2 separate regions of the Homo sapiens genome follow, and region 1 is linked to region 2. A link is a contact called in ENCODE Hi-C or POLR2A ChIA-PET data. All regions are on one chromosome and are shown on one strand. The core of a region is the stretch at or near the end of the contact, and the rest is flanking DNA. Distances in the headings are between cores, read along the strand shown.

What was found. Hi-C counts contacts between places; a loop is a spot of excess contacts on that map. ChIA-PET counts read pairs that join two places held with the same protein, here RNA polymerase II (POLR2A). Pooled maps may share reads with other maps.
Region 1: a map of PC-3 shows a loop between it and region 2 (6-fold over the local background). The contact joins two enhancer-like sites. A Hi-C loop is called at or near these places in 8 of 168 maps with a recorded cell type or tissue (Caco-2, HepG2, IMR-90 and 5 more), 1 of 37 single-sample maps with no recorded cell type and 2 of 50 pooled maps. POLR2A ChIA-PET finds 5 or more read pairs at or near these places in 7 of 52 experiments (A549, GM12878, OCI-LY7 and 4 more).

Annotation. Positions count from the first base shown.
Region 1 is chr17:55,494,512-55,498,503 of GRCh38, forward strand. The region is part of intron 1 of SMIM36 (small integral membrane protein 36); the gene reads right to left. Among named protein-coding and RNA genes, the nearest start is that of SMIM36, 15 kb to the right of the region's middle. Within about 2 kb of position 1,985, at least 4 of the 41 ENCODE cell types and tissues checked have a DNase peak (open chromatin) inside an H3K27ac peak, as active enhancers do.
Region 2 is chr17:55,452,735-55,456,597 of GRCh38, forward strand. The region is part of intron 4 of SMIM36 (small integral membrane protein 36); the gene reads right to left. Among named protein-coding and RNA genes, the nearest start is that of MMD, 33 kb to the left of the region's middle. Within about 2 kb of position 2,302, at least 3 of the 41 ENCODE cell types and tissues checked have a DNase peak (open chromatin) inside an H3K27ac peak, as active enhancers do.

The DNA of each region.
Region 1 (3,992 bases), core at 735-3,234, 41 kb after region 2:
TACACATAGACAAACTCCAAGGTGATATGGTGGAGTGGTGCAGAGCCGGTCTTCAAAGTGAGGGGTACAAGAAGATTCAAATAATGTACATATAATTTATAAGAATATGCGTATGTGTATATGTAATATGTAAGTATATACAAATGTATACTTTTGTATATTTTGTTTGAACACACACACACATACACACTCACACGAGTGCTAAAATTATAAGTATATAAGTATATACAAATATAAGTATAGATAAGTGTATACACATGTATACTTTTGTATATTTTGTTTGAACACACACACACAGGCACACACGCACACACACAAGTACTAAAATTATCTTCACTGACAGGAATGCACGATAAAAGGCATTTGAAAGCCACTGGTTTAGAGAACGAGCTTCAGAGTTCCAGTTGCCTAAAATATATAAAGTTGGGAAGATGACATTACCTCTCAGGGTTACAGTGAAAATTCAGGCAATGTATGCAAAGCGCTTGGTATAGTCTTTTTCTGCCACTTGCTAAGCTTTCCAAAGACAGAACTCATGTCTGTTGTGTGCATTGATTGTATCCTTCAGGCCAGGCATAGCATCTGCACAAAGTAGGTGCTTTACAAATATTTGTCAAATAGATAAGTGGTCTGTAGGTATATCCAATTCTTTGCATGTTTACCGGACCTCCACCTGTATCTGTGCTATACAAGCAACAAAATTGGAGTACACAGAACTGAGAATAACATTATGATGGAAATGACCTTCAACTCACCCTCTGTATATTAATAGGTAAATCATTCACAAACTTGGGTAATTTATTATTAGAAACAAACTATTTACAACACACCTGATGGCTGATGGTGATTCACCAGCATGCTACAAACCCATGGATTGGAACCACTGCTATAACCATAACTTATTACACTTTGTGATCTAATCTGTTTGGATTCGTTCATGAGACACACTTATAAAAATCTCTGTATAAACAGTGCTTATTTATAAAACCAATAATAGACTGGGCGTGGTGGCTCATGCCTGTAATCCCAGCACTTTGGGTGGCCTAGGTAAGGATCGGTTGAGGACAGGAGTTTGAGACAAGCCTGGGCAACATAGTGAGAACCCTGTCTCTATAAATTTTTTTTTTTTTTTTTACAAAGGAAATTATGAGGGGGTAGTGGCAAGCACCCAAGTAGTCCCAGCTACTTGGGAGGGTCACTTGACCCCAGAAGTTCAAGGCTGCTGTGAATTATGATTGTACCACTGCTTTCCAGCCTGGGCTGTAAGAGCAAGACCCTGTCTCAAATTTTTGTTTTTGAAAAAGACCAATAATGGGTAAAAAAGAGAAAATGAATATAAAGTCTAAGAGCAGAAGAGATGTAGATTAAATACAGAGAAATATTCTTGATCGTGAGAGTTGTCAAATCCAGTCTTGCTGCCATTTAAGAAATCAATTATTCCCCTTTGGCCCCTGGATCTTCTGGTTTTCCTTCTGATCATGTGTATAATGACTGCTGCGTATACATTTTTGTCTCCAAAATTCTATAATCATTTTTCTCCCTCCCCGAGTGGCAAACAACTTTTCACAGATACATTTCCTTATAAGAATGTCTTTATCAATTCTGACAAACAATCCAGATTCCAAATTCCACTGCCACGTTTCCGCTGAGCCACTCTTGGGCAAACCCTCCCTTGGAGCGGCACACTTTTCTCTCCCTGGGTCTTCCTGATTCCTCCAAGCCAAGTCCTTTTCTTCCTAGTGTCTCCTGAGCTTTGTATTGTACGCCTGTCAACTTCAAATTGCAGTTGAGGCCACCAGGCTGGCAATGCGTCAAGCAGAGAACCAGCAGATCCCAGCATATGGCTGGTGTTTAATTAAATAATGGCTGAGTACAGAGAAGCCTTGAGAAAAAAAAAATATGCGCAGACAACTTCCTACTATCTTGGGAGGATGTGAAATAGCTAAAATCTTTCTCAATCCTGGTGTTACAAAACCCTTATCTGGAACACTGGCAGCCCAAGAAAGTCAAAGTCGAAATAACTGTACAACAGAGGTAGATAATAAGTGATCTCATACTTTCTGTATCTCAATCACTAGTGTCTTCAGGGAAGATGACGTAATGAGAAAGAGACTGTTCTTGCTCCTCTTGGGCAATACTTGTCTGTGTCTGCCCTCTAGTTCTCAGGAATTGTTCTAATCAAAGAGATTATGTTATTTTGCATTCCCCAAAAGTGATGGCAGGGAGAGACAGATCTCAAAAGTGTGACTTTTCTGCACCCACCTTGCTGAATCATCCTGTTGCTCTGCATGGATTCTGGGCAGCTATAAAGTTATAGTGTAAACTCAGGACTAAAAGTCAGGATCCCTGGATTCTGCTGATCCCACCCTTTCAACCTAAAGGTGTTTGCATGACAGTCTCAAACTCCCTTGTTTCTAAAATAAAAATAACGGTTCCTCCTCTTACAAATCTTCAGGAAGATTAAATGAGGTGTCTGGCATTCACTAAGTGGCTTTTGAAGTGTATATGGGGTATCGGAAGAGACTTGGATACTTTAGGGATAATTCCGAACTGTCTTTGCTTCACTCTAATAGTTTTGTGCTTGAACCCCATAATATCTTTCCTTTGTGATTTGTCCCTAGTCCTTCTCTATGGAACAGAGAGATTTTACCTCTATTCCTCTCAATTATACCTTACATTCCATCTGGCAAAACCACAAGCACATTTTTCTACTAAGGATTTTTTCTTCTGTATTCTACCTTCTTATTTATTTATTTATTATTTATTTTTTGAAACAGAGTCTCGCTCTTGTTGCCCAGGCTGGAGTGCAATGGCGTGACCTTGGCTCACCGCAACTTCTGCCTCCCGGGTTCAAGCGATTCTCCTGCCTTAGTATCCTGAGTAGCTGAAATTACAGGCAAGCGCCACCACGCCCGGCTAATTATTTGTATTTTTAGTAGAGATGGGGTTTCTCCATGTTGGTCAGGCTGGTCTCGAACTCCTACCTCAGGTGATCTGCCCGCCTCGGCCTCCCAAAATGCTGGGATTACAGGCGTGAACCACTATGCCCAGCCTACCCTCTTAAAAAAACACAACCTGGTGGTGTGCTCCTGTAATTCCAGCTACTTGGGAGGCTGAGGCAGGAGGATTGCTTGAACCCAGGAGTTCAAGACCAGCCTGGCCAACATAGTGAAACCCTGTCTCTAAAACAAACGAACAAACAAGCAAAACAAAACCCCCACAACAAATGGTTACTCAGCTTGTGCAGCATCGATTTCCTAGGCAGCCTCTATTAAGTTTGGCCTTCAAGTTTCTCCCCCAGACTCTAACTCAGCATAATGTCACATCCAATAGAATCATGTAACTGACCCTAAAGAGCTTTGACATGTTAAACAACTCATTGCACATCCTAAACATTCCTTTTAGATACTGAATTAGTTTGTTAGGGCTGTCCTAACAAAGTACTGCAAACCATGTGGCTTAAATAATGGAAATTGATTGCCTCACACTTTTGGAAAGTCTGAGGTCAAGGCATCAGCCAGGCCATGTTCCTTTTGAAGGTACCACGGAAGGATGTATTCCAAGCCTCTCTTCTACCTTTTGATAGTTCCTTGGCTTGTGATTGCATAACTCCATTCTTCATATGCATGTATATCTGTGTCCAAAATTCCCTTTTTATAACGACACAGTCCTATTGGATTAGGGGCCCACCATACTCCAGTGTGACCTCATCTTAACTAATTATACCGGTAATGACACTATTTCAAAATAAGATTACATCCTGAGGTACAGGGTAAGGACTTCAACATATGAATTCTGGGGGGACAAAATTCAACCCATAACAGACACTACGTTTTCTTTCCAAATTTCTACAGCACGTGACAGCTGTCTAACCTTTCATGCCCCTTCCCCTCAACACCCCCATAAATGTGTCTAAACTATCCTGAGCTGTCTCTAGCCAGCAGGTCATGAAGTCCTCTACTTATTTTCATCTTATTTGCTGGTAGTGGCCT
Region 2 (3,863 bases), core at 1,052-3,551:
ATAGAAAAAATAATGCTGTCAGTCGTTGCTGTATATTTTGGGTACTCTCCTCCTCTGTAAATTGTGTCTTTCCTTAGACATATAATTCCAGTGACAACAAAGCCATTAGGTCAACACTCACTAAATAAATTTTTTAAAAACCCAACACTTTGATAGAGAGGGAAGTAAGATGCTCAGTGATCTAAGTCTCCATAGGGAGGGCTAGGAATGGGTGGCTGTGTTTGGACACTCTTACCACATCCTTTTCTCTGAAGTACACCACCTGGGCAGTTCCTTAGAATGTGAGACCACGGGCTGGGTGTGGTTGGCTCATGCCCATAATCCCAGCACTTAGGGAGGCTGAGGCAGAAAGATCACTTGAGCCCAGGAGTTCAAGGCCAGCCTGGACAACATAATGACACTCTATCCCCAACACACAACAAAATTTTTAAATTAGCCAGGCCTGGTGGTAAACACCTGTAGTCCCAAGCCACTTGCAAGACTGAGGCGGGAAGATGGCTTGAGCCCAGGAGTTTGAGGCTGCAGTGAGCTATGATCAAGCCGCTGTACCCCAGCCTGGGTGACATAAATAAGTAAGTAAATAAATAAATAAATAAAAAGTGAACCCATGCAGTTAGGTTTTGAAGCATTTAGGTTACTCCTGTTTTCTACTCTTCTGCCTTCCTTTCACGTTTAAAGGCCTGCAAACCATATAAATCATCCCATAGGTTTCTTGGCAAGTTCAGCACTGATCCAAATAAAATATACCAGGATCTTTGTTCTGGGAATGGCAGTAACGATTTCCAGGTTGTTTTTAAAAATAATAGTGTATTTTTAAACTTTTTATTCAAGTATAACATATATGCCAAAAGTGCACATATCATTGGTGTACATAGAGTGGATTCTTAGAAGTTGAACACACGCTAATAACTAGCACTGAGAACAAGAATCAGAACATTACCAGATCCCCTGGAAGCCCCTACTGTTCCCTCCCACCCCTGCAGGTAGGAATACACCACAATTTATTTATTAGTTCTACTATTAATGGGAGATTCCCAGGTTTTAACAGTAAAATAGATATTTAGAGTAGTTGGGTCAAGACTAAGTAGGGCAGTGGGATAGATCTTCATTGGGTGATGTCTGAAATAACTTAGTGTTTTCCCCTTTTGAGGATTAGTAGCAGAACTCTCTGATTCTCTAGGAAATATCTACCTGCATGGCAGCATGGGAATTTGCAGTCTGGTCTGACTCCATTAGTTCTCTGTGCATAGAAATGTCAGGCTGGAAGGGGATCAGGGCAAGTTAGAGCCAAGCCCACTTCCTCTTCTCTCCAGCGGAAGGGTCATTAGCAGCTGACCACCAGTGTCAGCTGGGCAGCGATGGAACTGTTGACAAAACCAGAAGTAACTTTCCTAGGAAGTTGGTTTTAAGTAGGTGTTTGGTGTGAGTCTTTGGAATATTCATATTTAAAAAGTGGGTTTAGAAAGATGTTTATTAAAAAGGAGGAAATGTTAAGAGATAAATGAAGCCCCCAAATAAATTATCTCAGACAAAACAAGCTTTCAAAATAAGATAGGAAAAACTGAGAAAGGAAAGTGTCCTGTAGCATTTTGATGTGCATTACAAAAGAGAAAGAACCGCTGAGGTCAGCAATCATCCTGGCTGGATTTACCTCCTCACTAAAAAATAAAAAAGCTGCAGGGATTACCGTTAAAAAACTCACAAAACGAATACCTGTATTGTTTTGCTTTTAAAAGGATCACACGTTATTTTTTAAGACCTAGAAAACATAGATCAACAGAAAGTAAAAATTTTTAATGTTAATTTAACAACTGGGGATAACCACTCATTAACATTTTAATGAGTATCCTTTGAGTCTATATACATGTATTTACACGCCTTTTACATTAATGATGATAGTATACGTACTGCTGTGAAACTTGCTTTAAAAAAGTGTGTTATGGGCTTTCTATGCTTACAATACATTTTTAGTGAAATAAAGCAAGATAAACTTGCACAGGCAAGTTTAAAACCTCTGGCTTCTTATTTGAGGAAAACATAATACAGAAGGTAAAATAATCAAAACAAATTTAAAATCTTCACGATGCATCATAAATATTTTCCCATGCCAGTGACTACTGTTCTACAACATGAGATTTAATGACCATATTTTTTTTCATCGTGAAGAGATACCATAATTTAATGTATTCCCTATGTGTGGGCATTAGGCAATTTTGCATTATTCATTACTAGAACAAACACTGCAATGGATAGTCTTAGAGAGAACTATCTGTGCACATTCATTATTGTTTACTTAGAATAAATTCCTGGAAGAGACATTGCTCAGTCAAAAGCTATGCCCTTTTCAAAGCATTTTGATACTGATTTCCAAATTTCCCTCTGGAGAGGTTGTACTGATTTACAGCCCACCAGCAGTGTTTATGAGTGTTTGCCAATGCTGAGTAAGTGCAAGCATTTAAAGAAGGCTTTGGAAATATGATAGGGAATACATGGTAGCTTGTGGATTCTTTAACCCGTGTTGTGTATAGAGTGTAAATCCTCATCTGGTCTCCGATGCCTTTCGCAACAGGATTGCCACCTATCTCTCTGGCCTCATTTCATCTCCTTCTATTCCTCTCCCACCACCCCCACGCTGCCCCCCTCCCCACACTGTTGTTCAAACAGGATTCATACATTCTTAGCTTTGTGCTTTTTCTCCCTAGATGACACTCATATTCCATCCACTGTCACCTTAGCCTTCCGTAATCGCTTAAAATCTATTAATATCATTTGAGACTGGGTGCAGTGGCTCATGCCTATAATCTCAGCAACTTGGGAGGCCAAGGTGGGAGGATCAGTTGAGCCCAGGAGTTTGGGACCTGCTTGGGCAACATAGTGAGACCTCGTCTCTACGAAAAATCAAAAAAATTAGCCAGTCATGGTGGAGCATGCCTGTGGTTTCAGCAACTCCAGGAAGGCTGAAGTGGGAGGATTGCTTGAATTCGGGAGGTTCGGGCTGCAGTGAGCTGTGATCATGCCACTGCACTCCAGCCTGGGTGACAGAAGGAGAGCTGTTTCAAAAACAAAAACAAACAAACAAACAAACAAAAACAAAAAAAACATGCTGGGTGCGGTGGCTCACACCTGTAATCCCAGCACTTTGGGAGGCCGAGGCACATGGATCATTTGAGGTCAAGAGTTTGAGACCAGCCTGGCCAACACGGTGAAACCCTGTTTCTACTAAAAATACAAAAATTAGCTGAGTGTGGTAGGACGCACCTGTAATCCCAGCTACCTGGGAGGCTGAGGTGGGAGAAAAGCTTGACCCCAGGAGGCGGAGGTTGCAGTGAGCCAAGACCGCACCATTGCACTCCAGCCTGGGCAACAAGTGCAAAACTGTCTCAAAAAAAAAAAAAAAAAAAAAAAAAAAAAGGATCATTTGAAACTGTTTCAAAGTCCATATCCCTCATCAGGTCTTTTCTTGTTCCTCCCAAGCAAAGGGACTCTTTTGCTTCTTCTCCTGTAATTGTTTTATGGCAGTTAATTTTCCCTATACAAGTCACATCCATAGTTCCAGAATGAGGGCTACGGCCCATTCTTAATTGTCTCCTGTACTAGGGGCAAGTCACCTTTCCCTGCTGTGCCTCAGTTTTCTCATCTGTAAAGCACAGAAGTCTGATTCAGATTAGATGATTTTTAAGTACCAATTCACCTTTAACAATTTATCATTCCATCTTTTTTCCCACAGTAGACAAACCTATCCATCAATTCTTCCATATGACTTATTGCACAACCAGGACAGTGATCCCTAAATTTCTTAAGGCCACAGATGCCTTTGAGAATCTGAAGAAAGCCCTGAGCCCTAATTTTCCGCAAATTAATTT